Linked DNA regions of Homo sapiens: region 1 is linked to region 2. Evidence: chromatin contacts called from ENCODE Hi-C data. All regions are on one chromosome and are shown on one strand. The core of a region is the stretch at or near the end of the contact, and the rest is flanking DNA. Distances in the headings are between cores, read along the strand shown. Region 1 holds the start of KCND1 (potassium voltage-gated channel subfamily D member 1). Region 2 holds the start of PPP1R3F (protein phosphatase 1 regulatory subunit 3F).

The links. Hi-C counts contacts between places; a loop is a spot of excess contacts on that map. Pooled maps may share reads with other maps.
Region 1: a pooled map shows a loop between it and region 2 (3-fold over the local background). The contact joins the promoter of KCND1 here to the promoter of PPP1R3F in region 2. A Hi-C loop is called at or near these places in 1 of 50 pooled maps.

Annotation. Positions count from the first base shown.
Region 1 is chrX:48,967,334-48,973,448 of GRCh38, forward strand. It overlaps KCND1 (potassium voltage-gated channel subfamily D member 1), which reads right to left and starts at 4,511. Exons shown (of 6, transcript NM_004979.6): 1 at 1,818-4,511. The coding sequence starts at 2,938.
Region 2 is chrX:49,267,839-49,273,241 of GRCh38, forward strand. PPP1R3F (protein phosphatase 1 regulatory subunit 3F) reads left to right here and starts at 1,955. Exons shown (of 4, transcript NM_033215.5): 1 at 1,955-3,035. The coding sequence starts at 2,032. RefSeq lists enhancers at 1,044-1,543, 1,241-1,290 and a silencer at 1,991-2,230.

The DNA of each region.
Region 1 (6,115 bases), core at 3,261-5,760, 300 kb before region 2:
CCTGAGTCAGCTAGAAATCTATGAAAACCAAGCAGAGGGGAGCATGAGGAAGTCACAGGCAGTGAACACAGCCTCCTGGGGAGAGAGTCCCAGCACCACAGGCCAGCCGAAGGGCTTCAAGTCCCGGGAGGAGTGTTTTGTTGGTTTTGGCTGCCTCTGTCTTACCTGCTCTAGGTAGGACCCCTTTTCATTCCCCTATAGGGGAATCCTTGAAAACTGTCCACATATGACAAAACAGGGAGGAGCCTTGAAACCCTCCTGCCTTTCTCCATGCCACCCACCTCCCACAGAGACAGAGCAGAGCCAACCTTACTAACTTGTTCACAGAGAGCTCCCCTGAAGATCAGGGAGATTCTGTAACTGACTCGCCCAAGATCACACTGCATACTCTTGTTCTGACCGCAGAACCAATCAGAACTCCTCCAGAGAAACACAGCCTCTGCAGTCTTCAGCCTCTAAGCCTTTTCTCAGGCTGTGCCCTAGGATGGCTGTTCCTTATTTCGGTATTTTCACTCATTTTAAGCATTCAGGACTCTGCTCAAAAGTCTTTCCAACTTGGCCATTGCTGGCTCTGTGATGTGTCATCTCAGAGCGTGTCCTCAACTGTGAGACATGGGCAGCCATCCACCATCACAGAGTTGTTGTGAGGACTTGAATAGAGTAAAAGCCATCAAAATACTCAGTTCCAGCCCACTGTCAGCGCTCAGTATTTGTTTGTCAGTCTGATCCTGGACCTCCAACCAGAATTGGGGTTTCTACGCTTTAGAAACCCCAAATCAACTTTTTTTTGTACCTCTATGAAGAAACTGAGCAAACCCAATTCATTCAGTCATTCCTTCAACAGATACTGAGCACCAACTGTATACCCAATCCCAGTGATGGAAACTTAGAGAAGGATCACAGCATCTGCCCTAGACAGTATCTTTGGAAAGCTCATGAGTTCGATGATTCCATTTGATACTTTTATCCCAACTCTGTTTCTTCTGCAGGGATCGACAAAAAAATAATAATAATAAAAATGCTGAAAACATCTTGTTCTGGGAAACATCAAGGAATCACAAAGGCTCAGAAGTAGTGCCCCACACAGCAGACAATTCTAGAAGGTTGGGAGACATGGGTCCCCAAAACAGAAAAAGGTGCTAGAAAGCCAACACCTATGTATCCTGCACCAGAAACATTCAGAGAACTTTCACAACTATGATGTCATTGAATCCTCTCTAGATGATGAAGGGATCAGCATTTCCCATTTTACAGAGGGGAAAACTGAGGCCATGAGAAAACGACATCAACAGAAAGAGAGCAGCTAAGACAATCCTTGAACCCAAGTCTCCTGACCTAGAAAATCAAGGCATTGTCAGAGCTGGGAGGGATCTGAAGAATTAAGTCCAGCTCCCTCAGTTTGTACAGATGAGCAAACTGAAGCTCAAAAAGAGAAAGAGGCCAGGCGCGGTGGCTCACACCTGTAATCCCGGCACTTTGGGCGGCCAAGGCGGGCGGATCACCTGAGGTCAGGAGTTTGAGACCAGCCTGGCCAACGCGGTGAAACCCCGTCTCTACTAAAAATACAAAAATTAGCTGGGCATGGTGGCGTGTACCTGTAATCCCAGCTACTTGGGAGTCTGAGGCTGGAGAATCACTTGAACCCAGGAAGCAGAGGTTGTAGTGAGCTGAGATCTTGCCACTGTACTCCAGCCTGGGCGACAGAGTAAGACTCCATTTAAAAAGAAAGAAAGAAAGAGATCATTCCTTTAAACTTCCTAATTTTACAGAAAGGGTGAGTGTAATCGGGCAGCCCCCAACGCAGAGTCCACACTCACCCAAGCGTGGTCATGGTGACAATGGTATACCAGAAGGCCGCAGGGATGCTTGTAAAGTTGGTCTTGTTTGTGCCCTTCTCAGCATAAAACATGACAGTGGCAAAGATGATGATGGCCATGGTTAGGGAAAAGAGGAGAAAGCCCAGCTCAGAGGCACAGCTCTTGAGTGTGTAGCCCAGAATCCTCAAGCCCTGTGAGTGCCTGGAGAACTTGAAGATGCGAAACACCCGGAACACACGCAGGGTGACAAAGGCGCCAGAGACATCGTCGTTCTTGGGCACCAAAAGCCCAATGTAGTAGGGCAGGATGGCCACCACGTCGATGAGGCTCATGACACTCCGCAGGAAGCGGCAACGGCTGGGGGCGGCAAACAGCCGCAGGAGGTATTCACCTGTGAATATGAGTACACAGGCTGTGTCCATGCAGAAAAAGGCCTGTGGGAAGCGTTCGCCACAGGGCTGCTCCCTTGAGGACCTGCGTGCAGAGCCGCGGCATGGGATGGTCTCCACCACATTGGCGATGACCGACACGGCGATGAAGAAGCCGGTCACATAGTAGAAAACGAGGGCTGCGGTGCTCGTGTGTGGATTCTCGAAGGCCCGCCAGAGCCGCTGCCGCAGGGAGCTGCCTGCTGGCAGGGCTGGGCCGTCCCCGGCCTGCTCTGCCTCCTCATCCTCTGCCAGGCGCTCGGCATTCTCCTTCTTTCGGTCCCGATACTCTTCAAGGCAGCAGTCACCGACTAGCTCGGGAACCAGGCCGTAGAAAGCCAGCTCTTCGTCGAAGGCCTGGATGCACTCCTGCCGTGGGCAATGCAGCCGCCCCGTTCGGTAGAAGTTCAGCACATGGCGGAACATGTCAGGGTCGCGATCGAAGAAGTACTCGCCTGAGTCAGCATCGTAGAAGAATTCCTTCTCCGAGCTGCCCAGCAAGGTGTCTGGGTAGCGGTCCAGCGTATTCTTCCAAGTCTCAAAGCGCCGTCCGCTCACGTTCACCACCAGAACCTCATCTCCTCGAGATGCCTTCACCCCCGGTGCCGGGGGCAGGGGTTGCTGGGCCAGGGGCAGCCAGCCCACTGCTGCTGCCCGAGCAAAAGGCAGCCACGTGGCCAGGCCTGCCGCCATCGTGCCACTCCCCAAGCCCAGGGAGACTTAGTGAGGGTGGCGTTTAGGAGAATGTGGCTGTCTCCAGGATGGTGGGGGCTTGGAGACACCTTGAGCCACCCAAACAAGGAAACTGGGGGTGTCTAGAGAGGCCAAGAGGAACCAGGAGGAAGAACTAAAGAGATGGGAAGGAGTCTGGGGGACATTTACAGAACCTAGGAGGGGCCTGGGCAATGTTCTGAGGGACTGAGAAGGGCCTTGGGGACATGGAGAAGAGCAGAAAAGGGGTGTGGGGATGGGGCCAAGAAGGAGCTGAGGGAGGGTTTAGAGAGACTGAGATGATTCTAAAGGAGTCAGCCTGTGCCTGAGAGGTGTCTGGGGGCGTCTAGAGGGGCCAAGAAACACGTGGGGAATTCTCTGCACTCTCAAGAGTCTCAGGGAAGGCAGAAGAGCCTGGAATTCCTTTGCAGTGGTGGAGAGGAGACTGGGGCATCCAGAGGGGTAGAAATGGGACCAGAGGTGCTTGAAAGAGACTGAGAGTGCCTGGAAGTGGGGGTTCTAGAGGGGCTGAGACAGGTGAGGAGGGTTGTCCACACCCTCAAGACTTCTAGGGGAAGCATAAGAGGGTTAGACCCCCCTCATGGATCTGGAAAGGGAGCTGGTGCATCTTGAGGGGTGGCTGTGGATCCAGGAGGTTGTAAAGAGGCTGAAAGGTGTCTTGGGACTGCCTAGAGTTGCCAAGAATAGCCCGGGGGGGTGTCTATACTCTACAGGAGTTCTGGGGAAGAAAGGAGAGGCCAGAGCCTCCTAGTAGGGCTGGAGAGGGGAAGGGGTTATCTAAAGGGGTAGACAGGGGGCTGGGTTATTTTTTGAGAGGCTGAGAGTTATCTGGGGGAGGTGGGTATCTAGACGGGCCAACAAAGCCTGGTCGACACTCTCAGGAGTTCTACAGGGAGGAAAAAGGGGCCTGGGGAATTCCAAGGGCCGGGACTCAAATGTTAGGAAGTTGGGCACAATCCCAGAGCACCCAGGGGATCTATGAAGACTAAATAAGAGGAAGGGGGTTAACCCCAAAATGGGATTAAGAGGGGGGTGGGGTGTTGAAAGGGAGTTGGGTGTGTCTCCAGGGAGGGGGGCTCCTGGGCTTTGCAGGAAGCTGGCAGGAGACGCCGGGAGAAGGCTGGGTCCCACCGTTGGGGGCAGGTCTGGGGAAACCACACCCCGAGGGGCTGGCGGTGTGTACTGGGCAGTGGCAGTAGCAGCAGCGGCAGCAGGAGGAAGAGAAGCAACCACAGCCAGGCATAGGAGAGAAGGTGGCATAGGCAGGGGGAGGGTGCGGGGTCCCTGGAAGGAGGCCTGGGAAGGGCAAGGTCCAGTGGGACCCCTGGGGACTATCCCAGGATGGGTTAGGGCGTGGGGGCTGGACCAGGGAAGGATGAGGACAGCGCTAGTGGTGGTCCCCCTCCCCCTCTCTCTCGGGGCGTCCTCACCTGTGTCCCCGCTGCAGGAGCAGCAACAGCGGTGGGGCTGGGGGTACCAAACACCCGAGCTCCTGGCCCCCTCTGCAGAGCTGCCTGAGTTCTCCTCCTCCTCTGGCTCTCTCTCCCCGCCCCTCTGAGCTTGCCGGGAGATGGAGAGGCAGGGAGGGGCCTCGTGGCTCCCTGAGCCCCCTCCCCTAGGACAGCCAGAGAGGGACCCTGGGGAGACTCCGCCTCCTACAAAGCTGGTTGGGCCTCAGTCGCGTCATCTGGAAAATGGGGGTGGCAGGGAACTTCGCCAATTCTCTCCACCTCCTTCCTGGACTCCCCTCTCTTCCTGCCCAGCTCCTACCCGCTCTGCCCCCAGGGGCCCCCACCCCCACTCGCCTGAATCAGCAGCACTTAGCAGATCCGATCGATGGGAAGGCGTCTGTTAATGGCCCCAGAGCGGAGTGCCACAGGGAATGATGCAGCGCTGTCCCCTCCCTGCCCCCCAGACTGTGGAAAGGCAGGAGAGCCAGGAGTCGGGGGTAATTGCTGGGGAGTGTTTCTCTAGATGGCCAAGCTTCCGAAGCCGCCCCCTTGAGGGGCGCAGCATGGGTTACAGCCCCAGCTCTAAGACTTCGGCTGTGGGATTGGAGCACGGGACTTCCTGTTTTTAGATATGAAATGAGGGTAAAGGGAATGTAGAGGGGGACAATCCAGGTCCCACCCCCCTACCATCTCAGGCAGGCCCCACTCCGAGGGGGTAGTCTCTCTTATCTGTCCATATCCAGTGGCCTCAAATCACACCTCCTCCGCTAGAGGGCTCTGCTTCTGGATGGCAGGAGCACTGATTATGGAATGCCTCTGGCTGGCTATGGGTGGGTTCAAACCCCAGCTTTGCCACTGACTTGCTGCATCCTTGAGCAAGTGACTTGCATTGTTTCCTCAGTTGTCAGATGGAGAGACTTATCCCAACTTGATAGCGTCATTTGGAGCATTACATGATGTGAAAGGTGATAGCACTGGACACAGCTCACACCAGGGATGCTTAATCTTAATTAAAGGAGTGTGATGACAGGGGCACTGTAATGCAGGGCCAGGCCTAGCCTTTCACCCAAGATTTACCCACCCGTGTAAACTTCCAATTGCCCATTTGGCACACTCCTGATTTGTCCATTTCTACATCCATTCCTCCACCTACCCATCCACCCATTCTCCCACCCACACAATCAATTCCTCTATCCATCCCTCCACCCACCCGTCCACTTAGTCGTTAATCTACCCACCCACTCATTCATCCATTTGTAAGTTCACCCCATTTGGCTGTTTGCCAATCTATCTGTATGTATCCATCCTCTGCCCATCTCTTCCCACCCGGAACACATGCAGGGTGACATCCTCTGCCCATCTCTGTCCATACATAGCTCCACTTGTCATTTCTTCTCCCACTCTTTACCCTTCCCATTCATTAGCTCATCTACCCATCCATCCATTCCCCCAACCATTGGTCCATTTACTCCTAACCTGTCCATAAACCCATCCATCCACCTGTCTACCTAAATCATCCACCCATTTGTCCATAGACCTATTATCCATCTGTCCATTTACATCTCTACTATCCATCCTCTATCCACCTACCAATCTATCTACCCATTTATTCATCTAACCACCTATCCATCCATCCATTTATTTCCCAATCTATCCATCATCAGTCCATGCAACCGTTCACTTATAC
Region 2 (5,403 bases), core at 705-3,204:
TACTGCAGTAGTCTAGGTGACTGGTGATAGTGCTGGCAGTGGAGGTGGTGAGAAGAGGATGGATTTGGTAAATATTTTTAATAGACAGCCAAAAGGATTTGTTGAAGACTGAGAGTCTTGGAGCCAGATCGGGACAGACAATGCCCAAACCAGGTGGGCAGGAAGGAGTCCCTGGACTATTTGCCAGCTTGAACTTTTAGGTGAGAAAAAAATAAAGTTCTGTCTTGCTTAAGCCCCCATTATTTTATGATTTTTCTGTTACTTGCAGCTGAACATATTCATTTCTAACTCATGGACATCCTGAACATGGAGACCTGGGGAGAGGGGCTGCTGGAAGGATCACCTCCCTCCTAGGATGCTGTGAGGTTCTAATGAGATAACAGCATGCTCAGAACCTGGCACTCAGTAGGTGTTCAGTAAATCTTCCCAGGATGGAGAAGGAATGTATGAATGGATGTGTTCAGCGGACAAAAGCTGCAGTTGAGTTCCCACAGAAGGTGAGACCCCAAAGGGAGAGCGAAAGGAGTTTACTAGATGGAAGCAGCAGAAGGAACAGCACTCTTGGGAGAGGGAACAGTAGAAGCAGAGATGGGGGGACAGAAAGAAGGGAGGTGAGGCCCCTGTGGGGTGTGGAGTGTCAGGTTGGGCAAGAAGGACAGGGCTTTGATTGTGATTCCATTAGTCAGAAGCTACCCATATGCCCAATCAACTTCTGGTAGCACACAGTCAGGTCAGTGTTTGCTGAGCTGAAATTTAAAAAAGTGAATCCTTCAGAAAGTTAAATTTCCTATTCGGCCATTCATTCAACAATAGTATCAAGTCCTGGAGAGTGCTTGCGGCTAACAATCAGGGGCATTCTTGGCTTGTGGCACTGCTCAAGAAAAGGTTGTAGTTGGGCAGGGAGGACCCAGTAAGTAACTAACTGCAACAGGACAGTCATTTTCACTTTCCTAGTTCACACACCAAGGTGTGGTCTAGGCCTTCAGGGGCTCTGGGTATTCCTGGGGCAATGGGGAGTCACGGAGGGTTAGGGAGAGGGTAACCCCATCCCTGAGAAGCACATTTTTCCTAATGGCTGCCTGCGTTCTATGGTTCTGCTGTCCGGCCACCCAATACCTCAGACTCTGTCTACACAGCGTCCTCCTCTCCAGCCTCCTTATTGGCTACTCATGCCTCCCTTCACACCACCTACACTGCCCCCGTCGGCTCTGCTTTTTTCCCCATCTTGCCTCCAAGTCCTCCCTCCGTCCCGCTGCACTATCTAGCCTCGGCATTGGCTCATCCCATACTAGTACTGTCCTTTGAGGTCTCTACGCCTTCACCCTGGCTCCCTCATTGGCTATCCGCCAGCTCTCGTCCTCGCTCCCGCCTTCAGCCTCCACCTCCATTGGCTCGGCTCCCTACACACCCGCCTCTTGGTCTCCTTTTAGCCTTCGTATTGGCTAGCTCCACCTTGGCACCACCCCTTCGAAGCCGCAGTGCACGCTCACAAGCCTCCCCATTGGCTCGCTGCAGCCATTGTCGTCATCCCACGCGTGGCTCTCCATTGGCTGTTCTCTCTCTCTAGCTACCGTTCCACCGCCTACGCAACCCGCGGGATCTCCCACTTTTTGGGCCTCTGCGTTCGTTCCCGGCTGCCCTCATCGCCTGTAGCCATTCCACTTTTCCCACCGCCCACATGCCTCTCTCGCTCAGACTTCCGCATTAGCTGTCTGCTTCTGTTTTCTTCATCATGGATTTCGCACCACCCCCATTCCGGCCTCTCCATTGATTCCTCGATCATCCCGCCCCCTACACCGCCCACTCCCGGGCATCCCCATTGGCTGCGTGCTTCTCCGGCTCTCAATTCGCTGTACGTCATCCGTGCATGGCTGCCCATTGGCCCTCTGCAATACTTGTCTTCATCTCACCGCCTATGCCCCCGTGAGCCGTACCCCTCCGCGCTGGCCTTCCCATTGGCTGCCCGCCCCTTCAGGCCCTGCCCCCGCCGGTCCCGCCGCCGGTGCCGTCGGTGCCGCCGCCGCCGCCGATATGGCGCGTACGGCCCCTGTGGAGCCCCCGCTGCGGCATTCCGCGCCCCCCTCGCCGGCCGCGGGTGAGCCCCGCACCTCGGTCGAGGCGGCGGTGGCCCCGCGGAGGGTGCTGTTCGCCGACGAGGCCTTGGGGCTGCCGCTGGCGCAGTTGCGCCGCTACCGGCCGTGGGGCGGGCCCGGGGCGGGCAAGATGGCGGCGGCGGCCGGGCAAGATGGCGGCGGCGGCGGCGGGGCCGACGAGGACGACGATGGCGAGGATGGGGATGAAGGGGAGGAGGAAGAGGAGGCTTGCCCCGAGCCCTCACCGCTGTGCCCCGTCCCCGCTGGCGGGGGGTTTTACCTGGTCCCCACATTTTCGCTGCCGCCCGCGCCGGGCCGTCTGGAGCGCTTGGGGCGCGTCATGGTGGAGCTGGAGGCGCTGCTGCCGCCTCCCGGAGCGGTCCCCGGGGGTGCCGGGGTGTGGGTGCCTGGGGGCCGCCCGCCGGTGCTGCGCGGGTTGGTACGCGTGCTGAACCGCTCCTTCGAGAAGGCGGTGCACGTGCGGGCCTCACACGACGGCTGGGCTTCCTTTTGCGACCACCCAGCGCGCTACGTCCCGCGCAGCCCGCCGTGGGCAGGAGCGGGAGGAACAGGAGCAGGAGATCCCATCCTGGATCCGGGGCTCGGCCTGGGTCCCGGCCAGGCATCCGCCTCCTCGCCCGACGACGGCGGCCGCACCGACCGCTTTGCCTTCCAGCTGCCCTTTGCTGAGGGCGCGGGCGATGGGGCGCGCCTCGACTTCGTGGTGCGCTATGAGACCCCTGAGGGCACTTTCTGGGCCAACAACCACGGCCGCAACTACACAGTCCTGCTCCGGATCGCACCCGCTCCCACACCCACTGATGCCGAAGGGCTGCCCCAGCAGCAGCAGCTGCCGCAGCTGGAGCCACAGCCCGAGTGCCAGGGTCCCGTGGAGGCTGAGGCCAGGCAGCTGAAGAGCTGCATGAAGCCGGTGAGGCGCAGGTAATGTCAGCCAGCGCCACCTCCGCCAACGCAGGGCTGTGTCTGGGATGGAGGACAAGCATTCCGGCCCAGGAACCCCTCAGGCCTGCTCTCCAGGACAGGGAGGAGGGTGCATTGAGTCAGTCAGTCAAAGAGTGATGGAGGTCAAACACGTGCTAGGCACTGTTTTAACTGGGGTTTTATTCCTCCATTTATTGAGTTCCACTGTAAAGCCCTGAACAAGACAGACATCTACCCTACCCTCAAGGATTCATACAGGCTCCTATGGGAGACAGTTTGAAAAAACAAGCAAGCAAGCAGATAGGATAAATAGGGACAAAGTTAGCTGCTGAAGGGAGTAAGGGGATAGATTGGGAGGGAATGACTGTGTCAGACATGCTGTTAAAGGGAGGGCCTTTGAGGAGGTGAGTCCCGAATGATGATAAAGAAGAGTTATGCAGATACGGTGGGGAGGTGGGGGAGAGTTTGTAGGAAAAGGAACAGGGAGGACTTTTCTGAGGAGGTTTCATTTAAACTAAGTCCTGGATGATGAATAACAGTTATGTGCATATATGGAACAAGGGTGTTCTAGGTAGAGGAAACAGCAAGTGCAAAGGTCCTGGGGTGGAAATGAGCTTGGTGTGAATGATCAGCAGTGTGCTGGAGTGGAGAGAACTGCAATGACATAGTGTGGACCAAGGGCTTTGCCAGTGGGGGGTAGAGCAGATTCTCTTTCTGACAGAGCAGGAAACCAGGATTCCAGAGGTGGAGAAACTGGTTGAGGCAGTGATGGCACCTGGCTCTTCCAGTTCACCCATGCCTGACCTTGAAGCCTGTGCACTCTACTGTTAACGCTGTAATCTACTTTTGAGTCCTGTGGAGGCGAGGGGCTGAGCCCATGCTCTCACAAGAAAGCAGTGGCTCTAGCAGAGAGACAGAACCAGATGGGTACTGGACTTGAAGTTTTTGTCCCTTGTTTTTTTGCCACACCACCTGTGATCATTTAGGGACAGGGAGAAATAATCAGTTATACCCCAGGGGGCCCCAGAAGATTTCCCTAGGTTTCCTCTATCAAGCTATGAGTTCTTTAAGGGCAGCAGCTAGTCCTGATTCTTTTTGCGGTCACCTAAGTCTGGCCCAGGATCACTAGATTCTCCCTAAAATGTATACATTTCCCTGTTCCTGGGAGGACTGGGAATGGAAATGGGAAAATGCTTTTTGGACCTTGTATGTATACGCTTGGTCAGAAGCCCCTGGCTGCAGTAAGACATTTGTGGGTTCTGCTGGTTCTGGTAAGGCCTTAGGCTGTGAGTGGTTCAGAAAGGTCTAGCTCCGGTCTGGTGGGCAGATGTGCCTGGGTAACTGAGCAGGCAGGCAGGTACCCACTCACCCACCTGTGAGCCCCACCATAATCTGAGACTTCATTTAAAGGGGGCAGGCAGCATGGTTTTTCTTACAGCATTAAGAGTGTGGATTCTGGCATAGATTGCCTGGGTTCAAATCCTGGCGCTGCCACTTACTGGCCTTGTGACCTTGGCCAACGCATTTAACTACACCATGCCTCAGGACCCTCACCTGTAAAACAGAATTATAGCATCTACTTTACGGGATAAGAGTAAAGGTGCTCAGAACCGAGTCTGGCTCAAAGTAGTATCATACAGGTGTTAGCTAGTGTCAGTATTTAGGGAGCCACACCTACAGTTTCCTGGATTCCTCTCCTAAATTCGGCTCCGCCCATCAGCTGTGTGGCCTTGCCTCCGTTTCCTTCTCTGCTAAGGGAAATGACAGTCACTTTGCATGGTTGGATTGAATGCAGCAAACATGGGCAAGGTAACTGAAGCATGGTGGTAACTGCAAAAGATAACTGGCCAGCATTTACTGATTTCTGTGCTATGAACATCAGATCCATTCTCTCCGTGAGGCCTGCTGTGCATGCTGTGTTGTGTAGGTGCTATGATTATCCCCATTTAGTAGAGGGGAGACAGGTAGCTCAGAGAGATGAGCCAGCTTGCTCAAAGCCTCTCAGCTAGTGAGTGACAGGGCCAGGGAAGAAATGCTAGGGACATTTATTTTTTTCTATTTTTTTTTTTTAAACTGGTCCTCTAGAAAGCGTGGCATGATTCAGGGCAAATTCTGGATTTCACTCTTGGTGTTCCCAGCATGTCGTGCTTTCCTTTTACCTTTTTTTTTTTTTTTGCTTTATCGAGGTATACCTACATAAAGTGTACTGATATTCTGTGTATAGCCCAGTGGATTTGTACATATGTATGCACTTGTGTAGCCACCACCCAGATGAAGATACTGAGCAGGTCCAGTACCCCAGAGCTACCTTCATTTCTATCACTTTCCCAAGCTGTCATCCCCGCCGGCTGTCATGGGAACCCTGTCT